Linked DNA regions of Homo sapiens: regions 1 and 2 are each linked to region 3. The links are chromatin contacts, found by Hi-C in ENCODE. All regions are on one chromosome and are shown on one strand. The core of a region is the stretch at or near the end of the contact, and the rest is flanking DNA. Distances in the headings are between cores, read along the strand shown. Region 1 holds the start of TCERG1L (transcription elongation regulator 1 like). Region 2 has its middle 61 kb from the start of LINC02667. Region 3 holds the start of EBF3 (EBF transcription factor 3).

What was found. A loop is a pair of places that touch in the nucleus more often than their neighbours do. Pooled maps may share reads with other maps.
Region 1: a loop to region 3 is called in a map with no recorded cell type, with 8 times the contacts of the local background. The contact joins the promoter of TCERG1L here to the promoter of EBF3 in region 3. A Hi-C loop is called at or near these places in 2 of 37 single-sample maps with no recorded cell type and 7 of 50 pooled maps.
Region 2: a loop to region 3 is called in a pooled map, with 2.2 times the contacts of the local background. The contact joins the enhancer-like site here to the promoter of EBF3 in region 3. A Hi-C loop is called at or near these places in 1 of 168 maps with a recorded cell type or tissue (heart left ventricle) and 11 of 50 pooled maps.

Annotation. Positions count from the first base shown.
Region 1 is chr10:131,310,055-131,313,720 of GRCh38, forward strand. TCERG1L (transcription elongation regulator 1 like) reads right to left here and starts at 1,667. Exons shown (of 12, transcript NM_174937.4): 1 at 1,240-1,667. The coding sequence starts at 1,581. LOC101927461 (a long non-coding RNA gene) reads left to right here and starts at 1,802. Exons shown (of 3, transcript XR_242763.6): 1 at 1,802-2,220.
Region 2 is chr10:128,849,851-128,853,656 of GRCh38, forward strand. No RefSeq gene overlaps it. Among named protein-coding and RNA genes, the nearest start is that of LINC02667, 61 kb to the right of the region's middle. Within about 2 kb of position 2,026, at least 2 of the 41 ENCODE cell types and tissues checked have a DNase peak (open chromatin) inside an H3K27ac peak, as active enhancers do.
Region 3 is chr10:129,962,342-129,966,317 of GRCh38, forward strand. It overlaps EBF3 (EBF transcription factor 3), which reads right to left and starts at 1,933. Exons shown (of 17, transcript NM_001375380.1): 1 at 1,294-1,933; 2 at 1,026-1,182; 3 at 601-664. The coding sequence starts at 1,427. RefSeq lists an enhancer at 2,060-3,031.

The sequences.
Region 1 (3,666 bases), core at 417-2,916, 1.3 Mb after region 3:
CCTGTTACATGAAAATGTTCTTCTGGTTGTACATATTCTTACTTTACAGAAGCTGGGTAGCACAAAAATATTTAAAAGATTAATGCTAAGGTTTTTTAAATTTTCTTTTAAATTTATATAAGTGAAAAAATGCAGTTTTTTAAAGCAGAATTTAAAAAATGTAGTTCCTTGACATTATATACCTCTAGTGGCAGCACTCTGATATAACACCCCTCCAAAATACGGCAAAAACTACCAACGTTTCTTGAATAAAATCCAAAATAAACTGCATCACACATAAAAATACAATATCCAGTGCTGCATATGTGATGTATCATTAAGTCTAAAGACCAATTTAGCAGGAGTTTAACAACATCTTTTAGAAAAGCTCACAAGATAATATTGGAATTAAATTAATCAAATGGTGTATTCTAACATAACACCCGTTTGAATATGCTAATGAGGTCAATCCTTGGAATAAAATGCACGCTATTCCCTGATTTAAATGCATCTGCATAGTTAGCTGACAATGAATCTTGCCCAAACCAGCCCGCCTAGCTCTGCTGCACCATTTATCAAAGGTTCAGTCACTTTTTCTTTTTAATCCCATGTCTTAAAAGCCAAACTCTAGTTCTAAAGTGCAGTGTGGCATTAGCGAATGTGGTGGACTCCGGCAGGCCTGGGGCAGGGGAATCTCCGGTAACATCCCTCAGTACCGAAGGCAGGATTTCCCGGCCACTTCCGTCGGTTGGAATTCTCTTAAGCATTGCCCTGAGTCTATTTTCAAATGAAAGGGGGAAAAACCCAAACCAGATTAGAATCTGAAACAGCTGAAACAGCTATCGATTTCCAGCTTGCTTTCAAGTCTGGCAGAGACTGTGAAAGTCCTAACTTCTCCGCGATGTCAGCCACGGCCCGCGGCGGTCACGGAGCCACTTCAGCACCTCGCGATGGACAGTGACCCCCGGCGTGGCGCGAGTTCCCTGCGGTCCCCACGCGGGCCTGGGCGGCGGGTCCCTCCACGGCTCCGTCCAGACACCCGGAGGCACCTGCCAAAGCTGCGGAGGTGGACGACCGGGCGTCCAAGCACGAACTTTCTCGCCGAGGCACGGCTGCCGGGCTCCGTCCTGAGGGTTTGGGGCGGCGAGGACCGCCGGGGAGGAGGGCGCGCGAGCCGGAGGCCAGAGCCGGGCCGGGCAGGGCGCGCCCAGGAGCAGGGGAGACGGCGACCCGGGCCGAGGCGGGACGGGGACACGTTACCTGCCCGTGGAGCGCGGGGAAGGGGTGCGCGGCGGCGGCGGCGGCGGAGTCTGGCGCAGAGGGCAGCGGCAGCAGCGGGAGCACCGGCTCGCTCGGGGCCGGCCAGCCGGGGAGACCGGGGAGCAGCGGGGCCGCGGGCGGCGGGGCCGAGGCGAGCAGCACCGGGGGAACCACGACCCCCGCGCTGAGCCGGAGCAGCCCGGCCGAGCCCGGCACCATCCAGACCCAGGGCGGCGGCGGCGGCGGCTCTGCGTCCATCGGCCAGAGGAGAGGCTGCCGCCGCCGGGGCTGCTGCTGCTGCAGCTGCCGCCGCCGCCGCTGGAACCTGGCGCCCGCCTGCATCCTACATCCCCGCGCTGACGGCGGCGGCGGGGGCGGCGGGCGCCCGAGATGCTGGGCCGGCGGCGGCGCGGCTCCGGAGCGAACTCACTTGGCTCCGCGGCGCGGCCGCTCGCTCCGCCCCTGCCCCGCGCGGGAAGCTCCTCCTCCTCCCGCCCGCGCCGCCGCCGCCCCCGGACCCGGCCCCCGCCCCGGTCCCCGCCCGCCCGCGCCCCTCCCCGCCGGACCCCGCCCCGCCCTCGCGCTCCCCGGCCCTGGCCGGGGTCTCCTCCCCGCTGCGCCCCTGGACCCGGGCGGCCGCGGAGGACGTGGGTGGGAGAGGGCCGAGGGCGCGCCCGGCTGGGCTCCCGCCGATGCCGGCCCCCTGGTGGCCTCTGGCCCTCTGGGACCCAGCGCACCGCGAGGGAGGCTCCGGGCTCCGCACTCAAGGGCAAGCGGAAGCCGAGGTGGCGGCGCCGGAGCCAGGCATGTCCCGCTGCCCAGCGCGGGGCTGAGGGCGCAGACGGGGACCGCGCGAGCCGCTCTCTACCTGGCCTCCTCGGAGTCCAGGGCGCGGAGGGTACTGGGCTGCGGATCCGGCGCAGGCGGCCCCGGACGCTGCTAGGCGCGGGCGGATTTCTGTTGCACAAATGGGCCAAACAGGTTCGTAAGGCCCCCGCGGGTCCCCTGGCCCGGAAGTTGAGCCGCGGGTGCCTGGTCTGAAGTTCCGCGCCCCACAGTGGCCCGCGGGCCTCGGCGGCTCCTGCCCTACGCCCTCCAAGGCACCAGGCAGGTGGCCCCAGGGCCTTTGCCCACGACACCCCCTGGGTGGGGCAGGACCACCCCTCTGTGAATTCGTCCTGGATGCCCCCAGGCACAGTCTGTACTCCTCCCTCCCCCAGCACACGCGGCCTCTGACGCTGCACGCCGAGCTTCCTGGGACCCAGGACGAACCGGGCTCCAAGGACCCTCGCTCCGCCCGGACCACACGCAGGCAGCGCCGGCCGAGCCGAGCCTGGGTCCGCACTGGCCACGCGCAGCCACCGCCAGACGGCGCTAGCCCTCCCCCGCTGTAGACCCTGCTTCGGAGGCCGCCAGCCTCCTCCCCATCCCGGGTCCACAGCTTCAGTGCAGCCCCTGGCGACGCGCGCTGACAGCTGGGCAGAGACTTCCGTGCGCTGTAAACCCCTTAGGTCGCTAAACCCAGGAAACCCAAGCACAGCTAATGCCAGCGCGAGACCAGTGTTGTTAGAGGCATTTGAAGGGTCTTTCTGGATGCAAAAGGCAGCATTATGATCCATGCATTTAAGAACTTGCATGAAAAACCCTCCCTGACCTGGGTGGGAGAGCAGGCACCCACCCACCCAGCGGCACTGACACGCCTGGTACTCCAAACCCGTGTTCGCATCACCTCCCACCTGTCCACTGCCAACCTCCTGAGATGGCCTAAAGCACCCGAGTGCTTTTAATTTGCGTCTAGGGTTGTTTCCTCATTATCCTGATTTGCTTAATTTCCTCTTGGCCTGGCCTGATTTCTTTTAGATCTGGGCATATGCTGATTTACATAGCTGGCGCCTCCATATTTTCCTCCACGAAAACCAGTTTTCAATTAGCAAGTTTATCTCTCTCTTTGATGCAAAAGTACTGGCATTTTTTTTATTCACCTAAAATCAGAAAGCTCTGCACATTAGAAGGCTGTTACTATTCACTTACACCCTTAATTTATGTGCATATATTAGTATGTGCACATGTGTTATAAATGTGTTAGTTTAATGGTCAGAGCCAGATCAGGATATTGGGGAGGCGTCTCCAGGCAGGCTCACATGCCCCTGCCACCCCCCACCTCCCCCACCGCATAGTCCCTTTTGCACAGGAGATTCTCCTTCCTTCTGCTTGGAGGCAGAGACAGAAGGCCAGGGGTGCTCGTGCCTGGCTTGCATGCTGTTCTCTGCAAAAGCAGGGTTTTGCGTGTGTGGCCCCCAGGTTCCTGGGAAGGTAGGGTTGGCCACAGTCTGTGGGAGCTGTAGCACTCCTTTGGGGAATCCCAGCCCCATCCCCACTGTCCTAGAAAGGGTTCTGCTGAAGTCCGTTTTTGCCAGCACCCCTCCG
Region 2 (3,806 bases), core at 776-3,275, 1.1 Mb before region 3:
TTTTTTTTAAGTGCAGTTGGTAGAGGGAAGCCACAGGAGCTAAAAGGCAGGTCCTGGCTGTGGGCTCCTGCTGAGTACACAGGCTGGGTGTGGGACCCTGGGCTGGCCTGGGCACCTGCTTTCCCACTCCACACCCTCCCAGACACAGGCACCAGGGTCTGTGCTGGGAGAAGCCACAGAACATCTCAGAGGCCTCAATTCAAAGGCAGGAGTGCAGAGCAATGGGGTCGCATTTGTTCCCAAAGATGCCCAAATTTACTCTATGAAACTCCTTCTTCTGTAAATGGGTGGGGTGCTTGGCCCAGAGTTCACTGTTCTCCTTGTCACCGCCAAGACTGCAAGACTTTTCAGGGAGCCCCTTCCTCTCTTTCTCGTGCCTCTCCCCTCTGCCTGCCGTAATGCCCCCCCAACTTCTCGGAATCTCGGTGACTTCTTTAGTGTCTGTGTCACCTCATTACTGTCCAGGAGCCTCATAGGTTTTACTGGAGGGTTCTCCTGGTAGAAAGGGAGTCTCACGGACACACTTGATTTTGCCATTCCTCCTCCAGCCTTTACTGTATCTGCTGCTCTCAAACCTTGGGGCAGAAAAGAAAATGGAAACCAGAACTTTAAGCTTCAATTGGAAGGAGGGTGAGAAAAGCAAAGAGAAAGAAAGAGAAGGATTGGAATCCAAATATCAACAAATTTGCCTTCCAAGCAAACCCATCTTATTTCCACCCACCCCAGTCATTTTTATTCACTCTAATCCCACTGGTAATTAATTCCTTTTCAGCAATAGTGGTAGATTTATTTGATTTAAATTTAATACAGATAATCCAACATTTTCCAGCTGATATAAAAAAACTTGTAGGCAAAACTCATAAAAGTCACCACAGGAATGAGCAGAATTTTCTTCATTCTGCCGAGCAGCCCAGTACAGAAGATACTCTTTGGGTCTGGAATGGGACTCCTCTCGCAGTCTGGGCTCCTGGTCAACCGCTCTGTGCCTCCATCTCCTCCACTGGGAATCTCGGGTCATGGGCTGTGGAGACCACAGAAGCCAGTGCATGAAAGGCCGTGTAAGGCTGTTCCATACATGCTGGAGGGTGGCCTCCCATTGGAGTAACGGAGCAGAGAAAAGGTGGCAGTTGGCGTTGACAGATAGCTGTGTTCCAGCGACACTGGGTTATGAAGAGGAGAGATGTTCTGCTAACCAACCCTTCCACCTGTTACAAACTCAGATGAATTTCTGAGAACACAAGAGCCAAGTCAGGTAAACAGTGTGGCCAGCCCCCAAGATGGAGAGAGGCCTACGGAAGTTTTAGAGACAATCCAGCCATTGATTTATTTTTCTGTGCATATGATACTGCAGAGATTCTAGAATTCTCCTCTCCTCCTCTGCCATTCTAACACCAACATTTCTGCCCCTCCACCCCACCATCTTCCTTGCACAGAATTCCCAGAGCTGCAGACCTGAATTCACCTGTGCATGGTCTTGACTGCTGTCCTTGCTGTTTGCAGAGAGTGTCATCTGCCAGCTACCACAGCACCCCAAGAAAGTGAAGGCAGAAAGACCAATGCCAGGGGGACAGGAGTGGTGAGGGGGGGAGTGGGAGCATCCAGAACTCATCTCCTAAAAACAACTTCCCTCTTGTGAACTGCAGGTCTTAGTTGGCAGGGAGAAGCCCTCAGCCCAGCTGTGGACACCAGAAAGGATCTTCGGGATGATTGGAAGGCAGCCTCCAGACATGAGCCTACCTGCACCCCCTAAAGAGACAGGAAGGGAGGGCAGATGTGAGAGGCGTGGCTCAGAGACAGTTTTCTGGATGACATCTTGGTCTAGTATTTTGGGGGTGACTTGCTGCTTAAAATAGGGGCCGTTGCTCCGATCATGGATCTTACTGAGATGAATGAGACCCCCTCATTTCTGAAGGGAGAAAGGCATTTTGATCCAGTTGCTGAAGCTTGGCTCACATGCTAAATTCACAGCATGGTCCCTGTGACAAGAAGCACATTCTTCTGGCACACATTTATTCCTGGCTTTTAATTCATTGCAGCTCCTCAGCCACACCTGATTGTTTTTCTTCGGGGAGCTGGACACAGAGTACCTTGTGTTTCCTGTGCCTGTACCTCGCATCCCAGCAGCCGTGGCAGTGCCAAAGCGATCGTGTGCATAACAGTGTTAATAAAAATCCACTCCAGAAATGGAATGGGGTTTCCAGAGGCCCACGGCAACCAAACAGAGCCCCAAGTCCCTTTTTTAAAAACTGCAATGCCTCCTCCTTCCCCCGAAATGTTTATTTTATCTGTTTTTTAGACATAAAAAGGCAAACAATGCTGTAATTATCTTTAGAAAAATGGGAAGTAGCAAGAGCCTGAGAGAATGAATCATGCGTCTGTTTTCTCTTTTTCCTTCCATAACTGTTTCTTTTGGAAGATACCTGAATTGTGGTTATTAATTTATCTTTATGTGATTTCCAGCTGCTGATCACGTGTTAAACCAGATATGAAGGGGAAAAAAGAGGTGCCTGGGGACCAGGGCTTTTCTCAAAGTGAAAAGCAGGTTTTTACAATCCCCAGCCCTAGTACCCACGTCCCTTGGCAATACACTGCCATTTCTCCTAGGCGCCTAACCCAACAAGACACGAAGGGTAGTCAGCTGGAAAATGGAATTTGTCCATACATGGGGAGACAAGCCTGGGAAGTGGATTGCCATGGGGTCAGCTGTGAAGCCGATGGTGGAGGAGCAGAAGCCATCGCCAGAGGACCCTGGTGGGAGCCACTCCCTGGGATGCCGCACTCCGCTTGAGGCTGAGGACCACAGGAAGCCGAATGTGATGTGAAATCATTAGAGCCCCTTAAGTACTTTAATCAGGAAGGGCAGGTGACCTTAGGGTGACACAGCGAGAGCCTCCGTCTGGGGACACAGGACCACACTTCGCATCTCGCTCCCACCTCCCATGGTTGCTGCCTGGGAAAATCTCTTGACAAAATCAAATTGCAGAGTCTTTCATGATTGGGAATCATGATGATGACCTCACTCATGGGGTAAATGAGCAGGTGTGTGGATGTCCTCTCTGCAACATCCACTGTCGCCAGAGGTCATCTCCGCAGCTTCAGGGAAAAGTAGGCTGAGATCAGCCACCCTCTAGAGGTCAAGGTCAGATGCATTTGGGAAACCTTTCAAGGAAAGATGTCTGGATTTGGAGGTGGGCCTGTAGCAAGGAAGGAGGTGCACCCCCCCGGGAAGAGCTTGAGTCCAGGCACGAACACAGGAAGGACATTCGTGGGGCAGGGAGTCAGGACAGACCAGCATCCAGTCCAGGAGCAAGAACTGGTGGCTGGAAATGCCTGAGGGGCCAACTTAGAACACAGGGAAGGGACTCTCTCCAGGAAAGGACGCCAGGTGTGGGAATGCTAACTCCTCTTGGCAGGTGGCAGGCTGCTAAGGAGCTGCTGGCTCATCACCCTTTGAAGTTAAGTTGAATACAGTGTATCACTTATCAGGAGGGTAGTAAAGGAAATGGGTCATCTTGGTTTGCACTACTTGATACCATCAAACTTCCAAGTTTAATATGGCATGAAAAAGCAAGGAACCATTGAGTGAAGCCCTTGCCCTCTGGGACCAACTTTCCCCTGCCTTTCAGGGTAGAAGTTAGCATCCTGGGGGCCCTATAGGCACAAGGCTCTCTGGCTGCTGGGTCCACCTGGAACTGCACCTCAGGGATGCCAGTGGATGGTGTAGGAGTGGATGATGTGCGTTTCCGAGTGACTTCCGCTCTTCCTTTTTGTCCGCCAGCTGCACATACAGTCTTAGTGTCTAGCAT
Region 3 (3,976 bases), core at 683-3,182:
CTTAGGCAATCCCTTTGAAAGGGAGAAAGAGAACCCCACCACTTCTCGCTTAATTTTTTTTTTCTTTTCTTAACTAAGAACCTTAAGGCTCTTAGGGCTTGCATTTCAAGGTGCAAGGAACTTGCCTGGTGGAGAGCAGGCCTGGTAGCTGTGTGCGGTGGGCCCATGTGGTCGTTTATTTTTAGAAAAGAAAAAGCACCAAATGGAAACTGAGTGAGAGGCTGAACTCTTTCTAATGTCTCTCGAGGATTTAAAAAAAAAAAACTCGTTCACAGGAAGTAAGTTATGCTCCGTTTATGGAGTTACCCCCATCCTAATAATTAACATTAATTTGCAAAATTGAAAAAAGTCACTTAAAAGTGATGTTCTGCTGGAGCCCGTATCGATCTTTTTCTTACTTTCTACTTCAAGCCCCACCGGTTAATCATGTGAAGTGCCATCGACTTATTGATCGTTTATGTTTTGTTTTCCTTCTATGCCATGAGAAGATTTCGTGTTTACATCCATGTCATTTTAATCTCAAATCTTTATGTCCTTTCACCAGCGCAGAAAAGGAGAGCCAGCCGCTGCAGGGGCGGCGAGCACGCAGCAGGCACTTACCGTTGCTGTACAATAACTGGAGTTTATAGTGGATGCCGTTGTTGGTTTTCTCGTTGTTTGGCTCCTGAAAGTAACGATAAATAATTGCATTTAGTGCGATCGGTGTCAGGCGCGGCCACCACGCTCGGTCCCCCTCCGCGACCGAGGCTCTCGGCCTCACACATGGCAGGATTCCTAGCTCGAAGCAGCGCGGTGATGTCACTTTCCTGCTGGAAGCCCAGCGTTCTCCTCGCCCCGAGTAAGTCCGAGGGCGCAGAGAAGTTGCCCAGCCCTCGGCGGTCCCGGGCGGCCGCACGTGGCGGCGGCGGGGTGGCCTGGCGGAGCCGAGCCCGCCGCCTAGGGGGGCACTCGAACCCCCGCGCACCGGCACCGCCTGCCTCCCGCTTCTAGAAAGAGAGAGGGTGTGATCGTGTGTTTGCACTTACTTTCTCTTTCTCCACAAAGTCCACAAAAGCGGTCCTTTCAATCTCCACCGGCTGCCCCTGCCTATCGTAGAGCGCCAGCACGAAGTGGAAGAAATTGGATTTCCGGAGGTTGGAAGGCGGCTGCTTCTCGAAGTGCGCCCGCGCCAGCCCCACGCCGCTGCGGGAGGAAAGAGACAGCGGCCCGGTGAGGAGCGCGGCGCCGGCCGGCGGAGGGGGCCGGGCCGGGCCGGGGCCGGGGCCAGGGCGCGCGGGGGCGGCCGGTACGTACCTCTGGGCGGCCGTGTTGGCGTCCACCACGCCCGCCGTGTGCATCCACGAGCGCACCGGGTTCATGCCGCTGCCCAGCGGCTCCTCCTTCATGGTCGTCCCCCCGCGCGGAATATTCTCCTGAATCCCAAACATGAAAACTGCTGGCGGCGGCCGCAGCTCCCGGCCGAAAGCGTTTCCTCGAGCAGCGGCGCTCGGGGCTTGGCGGCAGGCGGCTGCCCTGGCCGCCCTCGCCCTGCTCGGCGCCTGCGGTCCGGCCCCGCCGCCGGCTTCAGCCCGTCCCGGGCAGGCGCGACATACACCAGCGGCCGGGCGCTCCGGACGGCCAGGGGCGCGGAGGCGGCTCCACCGGCGGCGGCGGCGCTTCGAAGGAGCAGGACGCGGTGGCCGCGGCGGCGCTTGTTGTTGTTGTTGTTTGCAGGCGCGCTCAACGTGGTGTCATCCTAGCCAGGCGGCGTCCGCGGCTGCAGGACACTGCGGGATCGCCCGCTTCTGGCGCGGCCCGCCTGCTCCAAAGACAAATAAACGGGGCAGTGAGTGCTGCGGCGCAGTCCCGGGCGCAGGCGGGGCGCGGCGGGGCCTGGAGCGGCGCGCGCAGCGGACGGAGGCGCACAAAACTCAGCCCTCTCTCCCCGAGGAATGGACCCTTTCCCGGGAGCCAAAACTCGAAGCCCCCGGGAGCGGCGCTGTCAGAGGGTGACGTCGGGGGGCGGTGCCTGCGCCATATATGGGAGCGGCCGCCCCTCGCCGCGCCCCTCGCCGCCGCCGCCGCCGCGCTCGCCGACTGACTGCCTGACGGCGCCGCGAGCCGGCCCGAGCCCCGCGAGCCCCGCGAGCCCCGCCGCCGCCGAGCGCCACCGAGCGCCGCCGCCGCCCCCCGCCACGCACCGCGGCTCCTCGCGTCCAGCCGCGGCCAAGGAAGTTACTACTCGCCCAAATAAATCTTGAAAAGAAACAAACGCAGCCACTGCACAATTGCAGTTTGGCCCCTTAATACCTCCCTGCAAAACCTGCCACACAGTCGAACACGATGGGCGGGGCGGGGGGCTGTAAAATGCTGAGGCGCCCCAAGTTGCCCAGATGCATGCAATAAATGCAAGGGGCTGCAGCTTGTCCTGGGGCCGCCCGAAGGAGAAGTGGGAAGAGGCAGGTCGACCGCAGGGAGGGCGCCGGAGGGAGGAGCGGGCAACGGACTGGGAGGAGGGGTGCCCAGGGCTCCCCGGCCAAGGCTGGACGCGCAGCTCAGCCTGATTTCTAAGCAGACCTAAGGCTGCTGCAGGGCCGGCCGGTCCCGGTCTGAGCCCCGCCAGGTACCCCAAGCTTCCTACCCCGGCGGAGGCCGCCGAGTGCCGGGCAGGGAATCACGTCGGAGGCAGGGTCTGCCAGATGCTCCCTCTCCCCCGGTGGCCGCGGCAGACCCCGGCCCCTGGCCTGTTCTTACGCACAGCGAGTGACAAAGAAGGCTCCGGTCTCTCCGGGCCGACGGGAAGCGCGCCCGGCCTCTCCGGCGACCCGGAGCCGGGTGTCTGGCTGCGCGACCTGCGCGGTGGCCAGACCGCCCTGGAGCCAACTGCTCCAAAAACCAAGCGGACGCCGCGGGCGCTGTGGCCCGGCCCTCGGAGCCGCCGGACCCGGGTGAGCGCGCGGCGCGCGGCTTCCCGACCTGGTTTCTAGGAATCGGGAGGGCAGCCGGGCGCGGGCAGACTGTGGGCCCCGCGGCCCAGCTCCTGTAGCCGGGACTCCGCGCCCAGGAGCGCGGCCCGCCCAAAGGACGTCTGCGCGACACGGAGCAGAGACCCAGGGGACGACCAGGAACTGTCCTAGGCACTTCCCTGCCAAGAGAAATCAGGCCCTTTTGATTAAAAGAAAAAAAAAAAAAAGATTGCAGGGCGCAAGTGTGTTGCAGGGCAGCCTCCTCCCGCCGGGTCTGGGGCAGCACTCCCTTTTCCCGTGAATTGGCAGCGTGTGTACGTTAATATTTTAATTAATCGGGAAAGTCGAAGTCCGATTCACGTTGTCTGGGGACCCCCACGCCTCTTGGAAGGAGTGAGAAAAAAGATGTGTTGGAAAGAGATCTATTTTGCTGGTGTTGGGGGTTAATGACTATTGCCAAAGATAAGTGAATTATCAAAGCTGTTGCGCCAGTCCCATCTCAAAATCCATTACGGTGCCGGCCGTCTAATTAAATACGTAAGTATAATAAAATCATATTTTATGACTATTTGAGGGTAATGAGATTAGTCTTTAGAAGCGATAGCCACATATTAAAGATGCCACTGTCTATAGAATGTTAATAACCTTAAATCAAAGTGTATGGAAACTGTTCATGATAAATTAAAAGAAAATTTCTGTATTCCTAATAAGCCCAGCGCTTTCCACTCTCGGCAGACACTGGTGTAGGAGGGAACACTTTCTTCGTGGAGAAACAACGCAAAATAAAGTTGGCCATCGAGGGAGGGTGGGGTTGAGAAACGCTTTGTCTCTGCGTGTTTAGCTGCTTCGGGGGCTCACGCAGGGCAAGCGGCCAGGCAAGCGTTATTGTCAGAATATGCAAAGTGCCTTTTCGGGAAAGATGAAGTTGGAAATAGGAAACAATGCTTCCTTTATAGCACACTTCCTAAAATGTCCAGCCTGTGCTAGAGGTGCCCCTTCCTTGCGCTAACGAAAGTATCATGCTTAAAATC